Linked DNA regions of Homo sapiens: all the other regions are linked to region 1. A link is a contact called in ENCODE Hi-C data. All regions are on one chromosome and are shown on one strand. The core of a region is the stretch at or near the end of the contact, and the rest is flanking DNA. Distances in the headings are between cores, read along the strand shown.

What was found. A loop is a pair of places that touch in the nucleus more often than their neighbours do. Pooled maps may share reads with other maps.
Region 2: a loop to region 1 is called in a pooled map, with 13 times the contacts of the local background. The contact joins two enhancer-like sites. A Hi-C loop is called at or near these places in 5 of 37 single-sample maps with no recorded cell type and 9 of 50 pooled maps.
Region 3: a loop to region 1 is called in a map with no recorded cell type, with 6 times the contacts of the local background. The contact joins two enhancer-like sites. A Hi-C loop is called at or near these places in 6 of 37 single-sample maps with no recorded cell type and 12 of 50 pooled maps.
Region 4: a loop to region 1 is called in a pooled map, with 6 times the contacts of the local background. The contact joins the promoter of SH3RF3-AS1 here to the enhancer-like site in region 1. A Hi-C loop is called at or near these places in 4 of 37 single-sample maps with no recorded cell type and 6 of 50 pooled maps.

What each region holds. Positions count from the first base shown.
Region 1 is chr2:108,610,486-108,614,002 of GRCh38, reverse strand. The region is part of intron 1 of LIMS1 (LIM zinc finger domain containing 1); the gene reads right to left. Among named protein-coding and RNA genes, the nearest start is that of LIMS1-AS1, 66 kb to the left of the region's middle. RefSeq lists an enhancer at 1,562-1,621. Within about 2 kb of position 1,667, at least 14 of the 41 ENCODE cell types and tissues checked have a DNase peak (open chromatin) inside an H3K27ac peak, as active enhancers do.
Region 2 is chr2:109,512,185-109,515,701 of GRCh38, reverse strand. It overlaps a transcript of RANBP2 not described here. Among named protein-coding and RNA genes, the nearest start is that of SEPTIN10, 100 kb to the left of the region's middle. RefSeq lists an enhancer at 1,603-1,852. Within about 2 kb of position 1,526, at least 11 of the 41 ENCODE cell types and tissues checked have a DNase peak (open chromatin) inside an H3K27ac peak, as active enhancers do.
Region 3 is chr2:109,211,979-109,215,495 of GRCh38, reverse strand. All of the region lies in intron 1 of SH3RF3 (SH3 domain containing ring finger 3), which reads right to left. It also overlaps a transcript of RANBP2 not described here. Among named protein-coding and RNA genes, the nearest start is that of MIR4265, 72 kb to the right of the region's middle. RefSeq lists enhancers at 1,233-1,282, 1,323-1,372. Within about 2 kb of position 1,720, at least 7 of the 41 ENCODE cell types and tissues checked have a DNase peak (open chromatin) inside an H3K27ac peak, as active enhancers do.
Region 4 is chr2:109,128,223-109,131,739 of GRCh38, reverse strand. SH3RF3-AS1 (SH3RF3 antisense RNA 1) reads left to right here and starts at 1,621. Exons shown (of 1, transcript NR_029193.1): 1 at 1,621-3,517. It overlaps SH3RF3 (SH3 domain containing ring finger 3), which reads right to left and starts at 2,535. Exons shown (of 10, transcript NM_001099289.3): 1 at 1,627-2,535. The coding sequence starts at 2,199. It also overlaps a transcript of RANBP2 not described here. RefSeq lists silencers at 2,520-2,719, 2,750-2,799, 2,810-2,879, 3,260-3,319.

The DNA.
Region 1 (3,517 bases), core at 418-2,917:
TCGTGGAGCCTGCAGTCGAGTAGGGGACACTGGTATCAACCATATAATCACAATTTAAAACATGTCAAGTAGTAGAAAGTAGGGTGCAGAGTGGATGCTGACAGCAGGGAGGGGAGCAGGACAGCAGGGGCAAGCTTCCTGAGACAGAAACACTGGATCTGATCCAAGAAACCAGGCTCAAAAGCAAGAGGGCCTGACCCTGTGGCTGAGGGGAGGGCTAGGAGGTGAAATGAGACAAGAGACATGGGTGGTGGCATGTTTCGAAGGACCTGGTGTTCTTCACCCTGAGAGCCAAGGGCCGCCCGTGTCTTAAGCAGGGTACTGACAAGATCCCACCTGTTTGCTGAGGACCCCTCTCTCTGAGGCAGCAAAGGCCCCAGGGTAAGGACCAGCACAGCTGTGCAGAGCCACATGGCAGTCCATGGAACAGACAGCAGCTTGAGCTAGCCAGGGTGGTGACAGAGAGAACAGCAAGGAGAGTGGACACAGAGATGTGTAGGGAGGGAGGGCAGAAGGGCAGACTGGACACAGAGGGCCAGGGAGGGAGGCAGGAAGCACCCACACTGCTAACGTTTCTCCCCACATTCTTTTGTGGACATAGCAACAAACAGACCTGGTGAACTACAGCATGAGCCAGATGTACTTCATGTTGCCTTAATCTTGTCCACAGAAACGTAAGCGTTTTAAACCTACTTTGACTCTAATAATAAAGACTTTTACGAGTTTACAAAAGAAAAAAGCTAGGACATAAAAATGTTTGCTTGTATTGTAAAGCTCAGTCTCTCAACTATTTATGTAATATAATTATTACTAACAACTGACGTTGGAGTACCTACCCAGCACATTATGTGTTATTAACCTCCATCTCAACCCTATGAGGCATGTATTGTGATTATACCCATTTACAGATGGGGAAACTGAGTCTTAAAGCAGTTAAACGACTTGACCAAACAATACAACCAATAAGAGTGTGTGGATCCAACCCAAGTTGATTTGACTCAAAGATTCCTGTTTCAGTCATTAAACTGCACTGTCCCAGGGCCTAAAACATTCTCCCCCACAGACCATCACAAGGTCAAGTCTGAACTAGCACTGCCTCTCAACACTGACAACCTAACCCCGGAAGCTTCTGGGAAACTGGGTGCATGACAGGCGCAGGAGCCGCAGCGCAAGCCCCGGAGTGTAAACACTGACTAGAAACCACCCAGACACCTCAGCCAGCCCACACCTTCTCTCTCTCCAAATGACCCAGACCTAGTCCACGTGAATATTGTGAATGGTCGGTTTGAGGGTTCTGAAAGGAGCCTCGTGAGGTGCTCAGGTGCAGTCCCCACTCATATGAGTATTCCTCTTCAGCTGGTTTTCTCCTGCAGGTTTGGAGGCAAAAGCTAGTGAAAGAAGTGACCTTCTATGTAACTGAATTCCTAGATTCCTTAGGAGTCTTTGGGTCCAAATTACCCAAAAGACTTTATTTCCTTTTAGAGTACATGGAATTATTCAATGTTTCCAACAGTTCTGGAAAAAAAAAAAAGGCAGATTCTAACAGGTTTTCTTCATCATAGCAACTACGCTGAAACCAAGGGTACTGTTGAACAGCAACACGCACTGGAAGCAATACAAACAGCAAACTTCAGGAGAGCGTGGGTGTATGAAGAGGCACTGATGATGTGTGACCACACCGATTTCGGTTCCTCTGAGAACACTTCATACCACAAACACACTTTAGAGCTCAAGCTGGTCAAGCAGCCACTTGCTCCTACTGCTTCATGCAAAGGAAGTCTGGTGAAGAAGGTGATTCTAATTCTAAAACACAAATCAAACCAGTCACTCTGTGAGACTAATAAAAGAAAGGCCTGAAGTTTTAATCCTCCAATCCTGATCTCAAGAACCCCTGCCAAGAGAAAAAACTCACTCTTAGGGCATATATATATGTATATATATATATATATGTGTGTGTGTGTGTGTGTGTGTGTATATGTGTGTGTATATATATATGTGTGTATATATAATATATGTATATATATTTTATATATGTGTATATATAATATATGTATATATATTTTATATATGTATATATATATTTTATATGTGTGTATATTTTATATATGTGTGTATATATTTTATATATATGTGTATATATATGTGTGTATATATATATATATATATTTTAGATCATGGTTCACAGCAACTTCTGCCTCCCTGGCTCAAGCAATCCTCCCACCTCAGCCTCCTAGTAGCTGAGACTACAGGCTCATGCCACCACGCCCAGCTAATTTCTGTATTTTTGTAGAGACAGGGTTTTGCCACATTGCCCAGGCTGGTCTCGAACTCCTGAGCTCAAGCGATCCCCACGCCCCGGCCTCCCACAGAGCTGGGATTACAGGCGTGAGCTACTGCACCCAGCCTAGAGCCAATATTTTTGATTGATCAAAACACTCTAGGGAACTATGTTCTACTGAACAAAAATTCCCAAAATAGAAGTGAAATACCTCAAAATGTAATGAGACCACTATATAGAACCAAAGCAAGTGCACTATTTCTAAGGAAAGTGAAAAAAAACATTGATAGGTTATTTTTTAAATCAGAGCCTTGGGGAAGAAATAAAGGCTCTGATTATTCCTTCCCCGGGGCTCAATATAATTTAGGAAATAGCACCTTGGTCAAGAGCTAGATGTATTGAGTGCTTCTTATGCGCCCAGAACTGTGATAAGCACTTTGCATACACTTACCAAATTTAGTTTTTACAATAATCTAATGAAACAGTACTATTATTATTCCCATTTCAAAGGTGATGAGACAAGACATAGAAAGTGTAACTTACTATACAGTTATTACGTAATTGAGTGAAAAACTGAAACCTGGCCTCAGCCTGGTTTTAAACCATAACGGTGTACTGCCTGCTAGTCAGAAAATGGTTATTTTTCTCAGCAGTAGATGAGAACTTATAATCAGAAATCATTTAAAAATTCAACCACGGCTAAACACAATGTGGTATCCTCGACTGATTGATGGCATAGAAAAAAGACATGATGAAGATAATGGAAGGTGCTGACAAGAGGGGAAGCTAGGTGAGGACTATGTGAGGATTATCTGAGCTCCTGACCTCTGCAACTTTTCTATAAATCTAAAATTATTCCAAAATAAGGTTTATTTTAAAAATTCAAAACTTTAATTCTACATGACAACAGAGCTGGTATCTCTGTCAATGACTGGAGGAAAAACAGAGAAGGGGTTTTCCTGCAGATTAAGAGAGACTTAACAGACATATCAATCAAATGTATTATTAAACTATGGCCTTTGTTTAGATCTTGGTTTAAAGAAAACAAATGTAGAATGCTACTCTTGGGACAAGTGAGGACATTTGATTATGGGTGGGGTACTGGATGGTGATAAAGAATTATCACTCGTTTGTTAGATATGGTAATAGCATGTCCATCTTCTCAGAGACCAGCTTATAAAAGAAAATGTCCATCTCCTCAGGGACCAGCCCTGAGGTATTTTGGGATGAAATGACCTG
Region 2 (3,517 bases), core at 277-2,776, 900 kb before region 1:
AACCTTTTTTCTTGATAAATTATCCAGCCTCAGGTATTCCTTTGTAGCAACGCAAAACAGACTACTACTCCTACCCTGGGAAGAAGCGTCTCTGTAGCCATGGCCGAGTTTGGGGTGCTGGAGATCTGGCTGAGGGGATGAGGCGCTCTCCTGAGGTCCTCAGTGGGGAGGTGGGTTTGAGATCTGGGGCCTAGGAAGGGAAGGAAGGGCCTGCACTGCCAATGGCTCTTGTCCTCCACTCCACCAGGGCTTTGTCCTGGAGTCTGGCCAGCCATGAGATGAAGCAAGTTAGCAATAGGCAGGACATTCCACATCCCCCACGGACCCTCCAGGGAGGGCATAGCCACTCTGCCCCCAGCCTGCAGGCCCCCTTCTCTCAGCCACTGCCTGTAGGCCCTCCCTCCTCAACTTACACTGAATCATGTGGGGCACACTGTTTGGCGTCAAGGGGTGTGCCAAGCTCGCCATCATGGGGTGCTGGGTGCCGCCGAGTTTCCATTTAGTCTATTCCCAATGCCTGGAGAACCCTCCTGGCCCTGGCCGCCATTGGTCATCCAGGCTGAGTGCAGACCTGGACCCACATCCAGCATGTGCGGTAAACCCTATGCCCAGCAGACAGAGGCCACAAGTGATTTCCAGGGCAAAGGTCATCCCTGGACTTGCATTCAGGCCCCAGGGCAGGGCTCTGGGCATGAGAGTTGGCAGATGTGGTTGGCTCCATGTCCCAGGCATCTCTGGCTAATGGAAGTCAGAGGCTTGAGGAGAGGGAAGTGTGTGAGGGGCATGGGGGAAGATGAGAGGGAGGGAGGGTGGGAAGCACCACCTGACCAGGGAAAGGAGGAGGCAGTGAGAAAGTGACCGCCGTGCCCAGGGCCTGGGGGGCAGCCCTCTCCCCTGGCACCCAAACCCCCAAGGGAGTCAAGCTGTGGACCTCGAACCATGGAATAAAGCTGCAAGAAGAGTCCAGAGACCAATCGGTCCCACAGCGACTGAAAGTGAAAAATGAGGGGAAGGAAAACTCCAGTCCAGGCTGTAGCCACACCTGAGGCCACTCTGGCAGAGCACTGCAGGCTCAAGGTCCCTGCGTGGGGGTCTGTACACAGGGGAAAGAGCCCAACTCTAGGGACGGCCCTGGTCCCACACCAGGGCTTCCCTGCGGCATCCCGCCTGGCCTGCACACAGGCTGGTTCCAACACACAGCCAAGTGCCCCACACTGAACTCGTACAGGGCCCTGTGAGTCTGCCTTTCATCCATGGAGGTCTGAGCTGTGCACAGTCATAATTCACTAGCCCTGGGGGCGGTGGGCGGATGGGCTGCAGCTGTGGGCACTCGCACACCCGGGGCTGCGTTTTCCTAACAGCCCTGGTCTGTGTTTTATAACGTGGTTTTCTGAGTCCACAGCAGAAACTCCGTATTTACCAGCTCAGAGCCGTAACCAAGTTATGAATCATAATAAGATTCCAGAAACAGCCAGTCCAGCACATGGGAGTTTCCAGGGCGTTACATAAGCTCAGAATCTGGCCCGGCTAGCTTGATGCTGAGTTTAAGTTTCAACCAAACCTCAGAGCTGCAAGAGCACTTGATGGAGCAACATAAACCAGGCTTACTGCCTTTCTAAGGACCGTGGGAACATGCCCACATTAAGGCCCTTCTCCGTTCTAGCTTTGAGTGGTGAGGAGAACTCTGACATGGAGCCGCAGACTCACTGGGGACCAGAAGGCCCCCAGGCCCAGGAGGCTGCCTGGGCTCCACCCGGCTGCTTGCTCTTCTAGGATTTGCTCATCGGCCACCATCACGGTGGTCCCCCTGGGGTAGCTGAAGTGCTTTGTTGGATGCTGAAGTTAGAATGTGGCTGTGGGTGAGGGCTTGGTTTGCTGGTGATACCCAATCCCCTACACCCCTGGCCACATCCTCTGTAGCCACAGGCTGGCTCTGGGGAGGTGAGGCAGCACAGACTACAGCCTCCATGGGCACCCACCTCCCTCCTTCCCTTGTGGCACTCCTCCTGCAAAGCCTCATCTACGCAGGTGTCCTAGAACTGGGAGAAGGGTGTGTGTGCAAATGTGCAAGTGATGTGTGCGCATGTGCATATAGTGTGTGGACGTGTGTTTGTGCATGCACGTGGCTTGTGTGGTGTGTGCATGCAGTGTGTGTGTATGTGCATATAATGTGTGCATGTGGGTATGGTGTGTGTACATGTGGTGTGTGTACATGTGGTGTGTGTACATGTGGAGTGTCTATATGTGCACGTGTGTGATGTGTGTGGTGTGCATATAGTGTGTATGCATGTGGAGTATGTGCATGCATGTGTACATGTGTGAAGTGTGTGCATACGGGAGGTGTGTGCATGCATGTGTACATGTGTGAGGTGTGTGCATGTGGAGTATATGCATGCATGTGTACATGTGTGGGGTGTGTGCATGTGGGATGTGTGTGCATGCACATGAGGTGTGTGTGGTGTGTCAGGTGTGAATCCATGGGGCCTGGGTGCTGAGACAGGTCTACTGTGCAGGTGCTTTCTTTTGGGAAGAAATTCCAGGGCACGGGAGTGGAAGGTCGGGGCATTGTGCCAGGGAAGGAGCTGGGGTGGCATGGCATGGGGTGCCTCAGAACTGCCCCAGGAAGGGCAGCACATCCGTCCGCTGGCTCCTTCGGGCCTTGCACCTTCAGCTCTGTGCAGGGGAAAGTATTGTGTGGGCTCTTGCAGGTTTCCCTCCCTTAGGTGACTGAGAAGCCACCCAGGACAGAAAGAGGCTGCCAGGCCACCCACGTGCAAGATGGTTGCCATGGCAATGGCCAAAGTCATGGTGGACCTGAAGAACTGGAGGTGAATAGCAGGCGGCTGCTCCCTTGCTGGCCCAGGAGGGGGTGAGGAGGGGTCAGGGTCAGAGTCATGTGAGGGGTCTTAGGTCTTGGGGCACCCAGGGTGGAGGCTCTGGGAGAGACAGGAGCACCTGGGAGGGGGAAAGTCAAAGATGCTACCTGAGGGCTCTCCAGGGTGCCCAGCCTGCCCGGCTTCTCTTTCTTGCTCAGCCTCTGTGGCTGACTTGCCTCCCACGAGGCCCAGCAAGCCGGGTCTAGTCAAGAATGTCCCAGAAAAACCTGGAGTGTAGATAGAGAGACACACAGTGAAGACCAGGAGACCAGGAGGCAGATGCAGTAGACCAGGGAGGGTAGCGAGGGGACTTGTGATGTTAAAATCCCTGGGTGCCCAGCGCGGTACAGAGTGGACCCCCAGGCAGCCTGGGACCATCCCTGGGCATACCTGGAGCTTGACTCAGGAGGGGGCAGGAGGGTGGCGGAGGCCACAGTGAGAGGTGAAATCAGCTGCAGCACATCAGGTGGTTTGCTGGGCATCAGAAGAAGGAGGAAGGACACACTGAGGGCACCCTGGGAGCAGCAGGGATGCAGGGCAGGGAGGGCCGGGACACATGGGGCCCACACGTCAGTCACCAAGGCATGCATGCAGCAAAGGACAGTGGGGCCAGGGCCCAGCAGGAGGAGGGCCAGGGTCCC
Region 3 (3,517 bases), core at 471-2,970, 600 kb before region 1:
AGGGCCCGGCTACCTCCCACCCCTGTTCTGATGGTGTAAAGTGGCTTGAGGAGGGGTCAGCTAGCTTGAGTATTTTACAAAGCATCTGAGTTCACTGATCTTTATCAACGTACCTTCTCCAGAATGCACCCTCCCTTCTCTGGTGTTAAATCAACTCTCCTGATTTTAATCACAAAACAATTGTATAATGAAGACTTATTCTCTCTTTACCCATGACCCAAAGTGGCCTTCTCCCCTACCCTCCAGTTTCCTCTGCCCGTGACATTAGTAAGGGGGCAGGGACCATGAGGGGAGGTTACAGACTTCTTATTCCATAATTGAGCAATGCTCAGAGAGAGAGAAACACAGAAAGACACGTAGATGCTTAACACGGTCAATTGTGATGTGTATGGAGGTTAGTCGTCCCACTGAAGGTTTAACGCTGCTCATTTTTTCCATGGACAGCTTTACTGGTTAGAAGTACAAAAGCTGTTTTCTCAGATTATTTGAGATCTTACTCTGCCTCCACCAAGATGTGTGAGCTCAGCGACGTGCCCCTTCTCTCCTCAGCTCACTACAGCTGGTGCAGAGCTCCTGGGCTGTGGTGTCAGTGCCTACCACCCTCCAAGTCTCAGATCTCCCAAAACACTGCTGTCCGCGTCACCCCCAGCAGCCCTTGGAACTCAGTCTCCAATATACATAGATCTTGCTCCCCTTTAGGGGTGAGGACGCAAGTCCAGAGGGGTGAAGCCACAGGCTCAAGGCCACACAGCTAAATGTCACCAGAGTTGCAGCTGGAGTGGAGCCCATCTTCTGATTGTCCTGTCCACGGGACAGAGAGAGCCCACAGATGCCAGCAAGAGTGTCAGGCAGAGACGTTCTTCCAGGGCTGTTCAGATGTCCTCCTCAAAAAGGATTCCTGTTTGGCTGTCTTTCAATCATCCCCCTTTTGTTTCATGTCAATGAAATTTCTTAGTCCTTGTCTCACAGGTCTTCTACGCCAGGGCCTGGCTGGCTTGGGCTCCACTCCTTTTTTTTTTTTTCTCTTTTCTATGACTCTTTTTTTTTAATACTTTAAGTTCTAGGGTACATGTACACAGTGTGCAGGTTTGTTACACAAGAACTCTCTACACAGCACACGTGGCCCCGGCCTCCTGCTGCCCCCACAGCCCCAAGGCCCCTCCTCTGCCAGGGTAGCAATGCTCCCAGGAGAATAAGGCAAGCCCTTCTGCCCCAGCTTTTGGGGCCACTCCCTTTGGGTGATCTTATCTCTTGTGGTTTTACCCATAAACCACATGCTGACAGCTTTATTTCCAGTCACTTCCAGTCTGCGTCTTAGCCTCACCTCCAACAGCCTGCTGAGGCCCCTACCTAGACGCAGCATGGGGGCACCCGGCACACCCAAGACAATTGGCAGAAACACCCCTTCCTCCTCGCCGTCCAGTGACCACTGCCTGCCCTCCATTTCCTCCAACCAGAACTGCAGGGCTGGTCTCAGAGCTCCTCCCTCCCCTGCCCGCCACGTCCACCCAATCCACAGGTCTTTTGCAGGGACTGCTCCAGGCCTCTGAGGGCAGTCACTGAGTCAGCTTCCTCCACACTCTGACACCAGTGTCCCGGGAGGCTTTGCCTCATGGGCTTGGGTTACTTCAGTGACCTCAGAACGACCCACGGGCTGTAACCCTGCCCTTCCAGCCCATCCACCACACCACACCACACCCTATCACACCACACCACAGTGAGACCACGTCACGTTCCTATTTAAAACCATCCCCACGTTCCCCACTCAAGGTAAAGGATAAAGGCCAGGCTCTGACACGTGACAGATGAAGCCATCTTGACCTGACCTTAGTATGCCTGTGTAGACACACAGTTTGCTGCCCTGACATGGCTCAAAGGTGCCTGCTGTGTTGGACACAGCTGGTGTCCACCCAATGCCCCCATCTTCCTTGCTTTAAGAGCCCAGCCCCCTGTTAGGTGATAGAGGCTTCAGATGGCAGATATGCCCTTCTCCAGGCTCCCTGCAGATCCTGGGGCCACGTCCTCACCAGTGAGATATAAGGGGAAGTGTCCTGGATGCTTCTGGGAACACTTTCTTCCCTAATAAAATGAGGGAGGTTTGAGGAGCCCTGGTCCGTCCCTCCTGTCACCCAGCAGTTATCACTGGAGGACAAGATGCCCGGGCTGCGTTTGGCGTACACATAGCCTTATGCTATGGACACACCAGGGTGTGGAAGGGCAAAGAGGGAGGAAGAGCCATGTCCTGAGTACATCACTGAGCTCAGAAGCAGCCCTGGGACCACCTACTTCCAGAGTTCTTGCCAAGGAAGAGAATAAGCAACCGCGCCCATGTGGTTTAAACCCAGTTTAAAAACTGGGTGTTCATGACTTGCAGCCCAGAGCACCCAAAGTGATGCAACTGCTTGACTGTGCTTTCAGATTCCTCCGAGCCTTCCCAGGACTGCATCCTCCACCTGCTCAGAGTGCACTCCTACCCTGCTGCCGACACCTGCACACCGCTCAGCACAGGGCTTCCCTGGGATGTGTGGGCAGCATCTGTCTTTTCATCATCCACTATATTCCAATCATCTTTCTCCCCCACCCAACAGAAGTTCCATAAAGCCAAGACTGTGTCTGATCCACCCTTGTTCTTCCAGTGCCCAGCCTGGTATGGCACCTACCCCACACCAGCTCACCAGGAGGTCTAACTCCTCCAGCAGGGAAATACCAGGGGCAGAGGGAACTGACGGGTGGGGGAGAAGGCTGCTTTGGGCCACGGGCAAAGAGAGAATGGGTCTTTATTATACAACAATTAGTTCTGTGATTACAATCAGGTGAGTCCATTTAACACAAGAAAAGGGAGGTTGCTATCTGGAGAAGAAACATTGACAAAGATCAATGAACCCAAAAGATCTGTCAAATGTGTGGGTCAGCCGACTTCTCCTCAAGCCACTCCACTTGATCTCATTTCTCCAGCCAGCTGGGCAAAGCTACCTCAAGCCAACCTCCCTGGAGCTGTCGGAAAGCCTCACAATGCAGTCAGGATGGTTGCTAACAAATTCATTTTGAGACTTTTGTATTGTTTTTCCTTGTCAGGATTCTAAATGAAATACTGTCCAAGTTGGGATTTATAGTCACGTATAACCAGCCAAAGCAGTCCCCTACTTTCCCGACAACATGGTCAGACTCTAATTGAAAACTGCCCCTCCTCCATAGCGAGCCAACTGACTTCCTTCAGCCTTTTCTGGGCAGCCTCATTTCATGGAGTTGGAGGGAAGTGAGGAGTCAAGAAGAGGAGGAAGAAAATCCCAGATCAGACACCAGTGGCTGGTACCCTGACAAGTCATCCAGAAGCCAAACAAAACCACAGCCACCCAGAGGCTCGATTCGGACCATTGCCCGGCAAGCCGCACCAACCACCCATTCACCAGCTTACATTCCAAGTTTCGCTATCTCCCTGGAATTCCGCAAAGCCCACCAGTTACACCAATGCAGGTGCTCAATCAGTCATTTATTGAATTCAGTGGCATTCACATTC
Region 4 (3,517 bases), core at 372-2,871, 520 kb before region 1:
ACTAAATGTCACTACTAAAAAGTTCCAAGCTTCAACCCCTTTGACAAGTTCTAAAAGGTACTACAAATGCCACAGAATTCCCGGAGTGGCATCAAAGCTTCAGCCTGTCACATGTCAGAGGTTACCTCCTAACCTCCTGGTCAAACACAAAGTCCCCCAAGATAAACTGAGAGGACATCTGTAAACAGATGGTCATCAGAATGTCCCAGCGTTTTACTAGAAGCGGGGCTCCGAATATCACATAATTTATCAGAACAGAAGAAGGTAACCCACTTATTCTGCAAATAAAGATATTTAATTATAAATACCTTACATCAAAAACAGCAAGGCCAGGAAGGAAAAGTTTGAAAATTTCTAACGCAAGCATTTAGCTGGATTTAATCACAATTAAAACCAAAGAAAAAAATTCCCCTTCAGCAGTGCCCCCCAAGTGACCCCCAGTGACTATCCTTGACTGTCCCCATTCTTCCTGATCCATAGAAAAAAAAACCCATTGCAGCAAAGTATGGCATTTAACTCAAGCTCAACATCCAAGGGTTTAAGTTCCTAACCTTAACCTTAGAGATTTGCAGTACTGCCTAATCCAGGTGCTAGAATGTTCCCAGCATTTCAGGATTACACATAGTGGAAGGACTAGGCATCACCAACTCCTTAAATGGTCAAAAGTAGAGGAATAAAGTTGTGTTTCTAAAGCAAATGATTATTCCAATAGATAATGTATTTTTTTTAACATTTAAGTGCTTTTCTCCATTTAAAGAAATTAACAAAACCCGGGTCCTTTCTTTTCTCATTTAAACCAGCATCCCATGCCCTCTCTCCTGGTAACTGTTCACAAGGTGGCAAGGGTGTGTAATAAGAAGCTGTAAGAAGCTTTTAAAACCAAATCATTGAAGCCATCCAGAGAAGATCTTTCGTCTAAAACAGAAGCAGCGAAGGCCCTAAAATGCGGCTGTACCAAAAATAATAATAATAAATATAAATGACCCCCGTGGGAATGCAACCCTGCCTGGGAGCCCAGGAGAAGACCTTGGCTTCTGGTTAGACACTGCCAAGTCCAAAAGGGCTGGGTCAAAAGGCTCCTGGGGCCTCCAGATTAACTCCTTCCAGACTACTAGAAGCATTCCTCCAAACCCCAGTCCCACTCTGCCTTCTGCCCTCCCCTCCTTAGCCACACCGCAGGCAGGAGGCCCGCGGGCTTCCCAGAGCAGCCATCAGAGCCCTGTCAGAAACGTTAAGGGCTAACTTTTCTCTAGGCAGGCCCAGGGTGTGCAGAGGGAGTGTCTGGGGACCCAGAGGAAGAAGGTCCCCGTTTCTAGGGAGACGCAAGGGCGATGCTAAGTTTAAGAGGCAGGGTAACAAGTCCGGCCAAGGAATCGGGGGTGAGCGACGGGACAGGAAGGCGTGCCCACTCCACAGGAGGATGGGACACACGTGAACAAGCGGCGAGCTGCCCAGGGGCCGGATGCCGCCACCAAGCAAGCGAAGTTGGAGGAAGAGCAACAGCGGAGTGGGCCAACGCAGGACCACCCGTGGTCTCCTCCGCACCTCATCACTGCCCCCCACGCCCAAGCACCCACCCACACACTCCCACGTGCCGTGGCCACTTCCGCCGAGACAGATACTCACCTTTGCCGCCGGCGCGGTCCTGCTGGTCGCCAGCTCCCGCAGACTGCCGGCGGTGCTGCCCGCGGCCGCGGAGAGGAAAACCGGGGAACCCGGGGTGCTGCCTGCCGCGCCGCCCCCGCCGCCCGCGAGCGTGGGGGCCGCACTCTGGCCTGGGATGGGACGCGCGGGCGGGCTGCCGCCGGGGCTGGTGCCCGCGCGGGGCCGCTGACGGATGCCGTCCAGCAGTCGCACCAGCAAGATGTTGGCGGGCAGTTCGTCCACGCCGCAGCCCACCAGGATGCGGCACTCGGGGCAGCGCAGCTCGTGGCGCGAGCACACGATGCTCTCCAGGCAGCGGCGGCAGAAAGTGTGTTGGCATGGCAGCACCTTGGCCGTGGTGTCCAGGCGCTCCAGACACACGGAGCACTCCAGCAGGTCCAGCAGCGACGACTCGTCCATGTCCTCGCCCGCCCCCGCGGCGGTGGCCGCCGCCCGACGCCGCCGTCGCTCGCCTGGCCTGTCCTCGTCGCCCTCGCTCTGCGCAGCAGCGGCGGCCGCCTTGGATGCGCACAGCCAGGACGCTCCGAGCAGCATGGGGGAGGCGCCCGCAGCGGTCTCGCGCGGCTGCCTAGGTCCCGGGGCCGGCGTGGAGCCCGCCACCGGCAGCCAGCATCAGGACTGGGGAGCCGGGCTCCGCCGTGACTTTCTTCACCCCGGCTGGTGGCCCGATGCTAGGGCTGTGGCGGTGCGAAGTGGCTCACCGACCGGCCTGCGTGGCGGGGACCGGCCTGCGTGGCGGGGACCGGCCAGCCGAGCCCGCCCAGTCCTGAGCGCAGCGCCTGCGGCTGCGGGCTACACCTGTCCCGCCGCAAGTCCGCCCCGCGCGGGGGACCGGGGGTGCTGCCGGGCACGAAGCTCAACGGGTTCTGTGCTGCAAGCGGCGGCTCGCGCCTGGGAGACCAGCGGCAGGAAGTGCGGGCAGCGGCCGGCCAGGTCCCCGGGGAGGCCGGGGCGCGGCGTGCACGCTCCTCCGCGCAGCTGGCGAGCCGCACCGCCCCCGCGGCACCTCCATGCGCCCCTGGCCTGCTCGCTAGTCGCTGTCCTCCAGAGGATTCAGCAGGACCGTTCCTCTTCCTCGGCCGCGAGCACGTGCGCGGGGGTGCGCGCGGAGGTCACGGTCACTGCGGGGCTCAGGGAAGGAGGCGCCGTGCCTGCAGGACTTCCCTTCGCTTGGGCGCAAGCCGGCGATTAGCCTGGTCCCCTAGGACATCTCCAGGGCTCCGGGGAACCTCTCCTGCGCAGGCTTGGCCCTGCCTCCTCCAAGCGTCCGAGTCTTTTTCGGCTTTTCGTGAGCCTCAGAGAGGGACGTTTCCTGCCAACGCTGCTGCGAAGGAAAGTTTGGGCGGCGTTATCCCGACTGCCTTCCTCGCCAGCGCCGGCGAGCAGCTTGGGGACACAGCCGACGCCCGGGCATCCTCCCCGACGACCCCCCGGAGCGCTCCCAGTTCAGACTCCTTTCCGAGAAGCGCGCAGAAGTGACAGCCCCGGAGCTTCGTTCCGGTGTAGGTGTGGGGATGCGCCGCAAGGCAGGAGGGGAAGGCGCTCCAGTTGAAGGGGGCACCCCGGGGCCCGCGCCGACTCCTCCCGGCGCAGCCTTGGCTCGCCGGAGTCGCGGGTCGGAGGCTGGCGCCGCTGCCCGCCGACCAGCACCCTGGCGCCAGGCGCCCGGCTCCACGCCGCACCCTTGGCGACGCTGTGCGAGGGGCTCTAGCGCCCGCCGCGGCGCAGTCTCGTGAACCCCCGCTCCAATTTTTTCCTACGGAGGCGCAGAGGAGGGTGAATTCGCGCTCTCCTTCCCGACGCCCCGGCTTCTGGGAGCGTCAGAGCAACGGAAGTACGTACAGGAGGACCG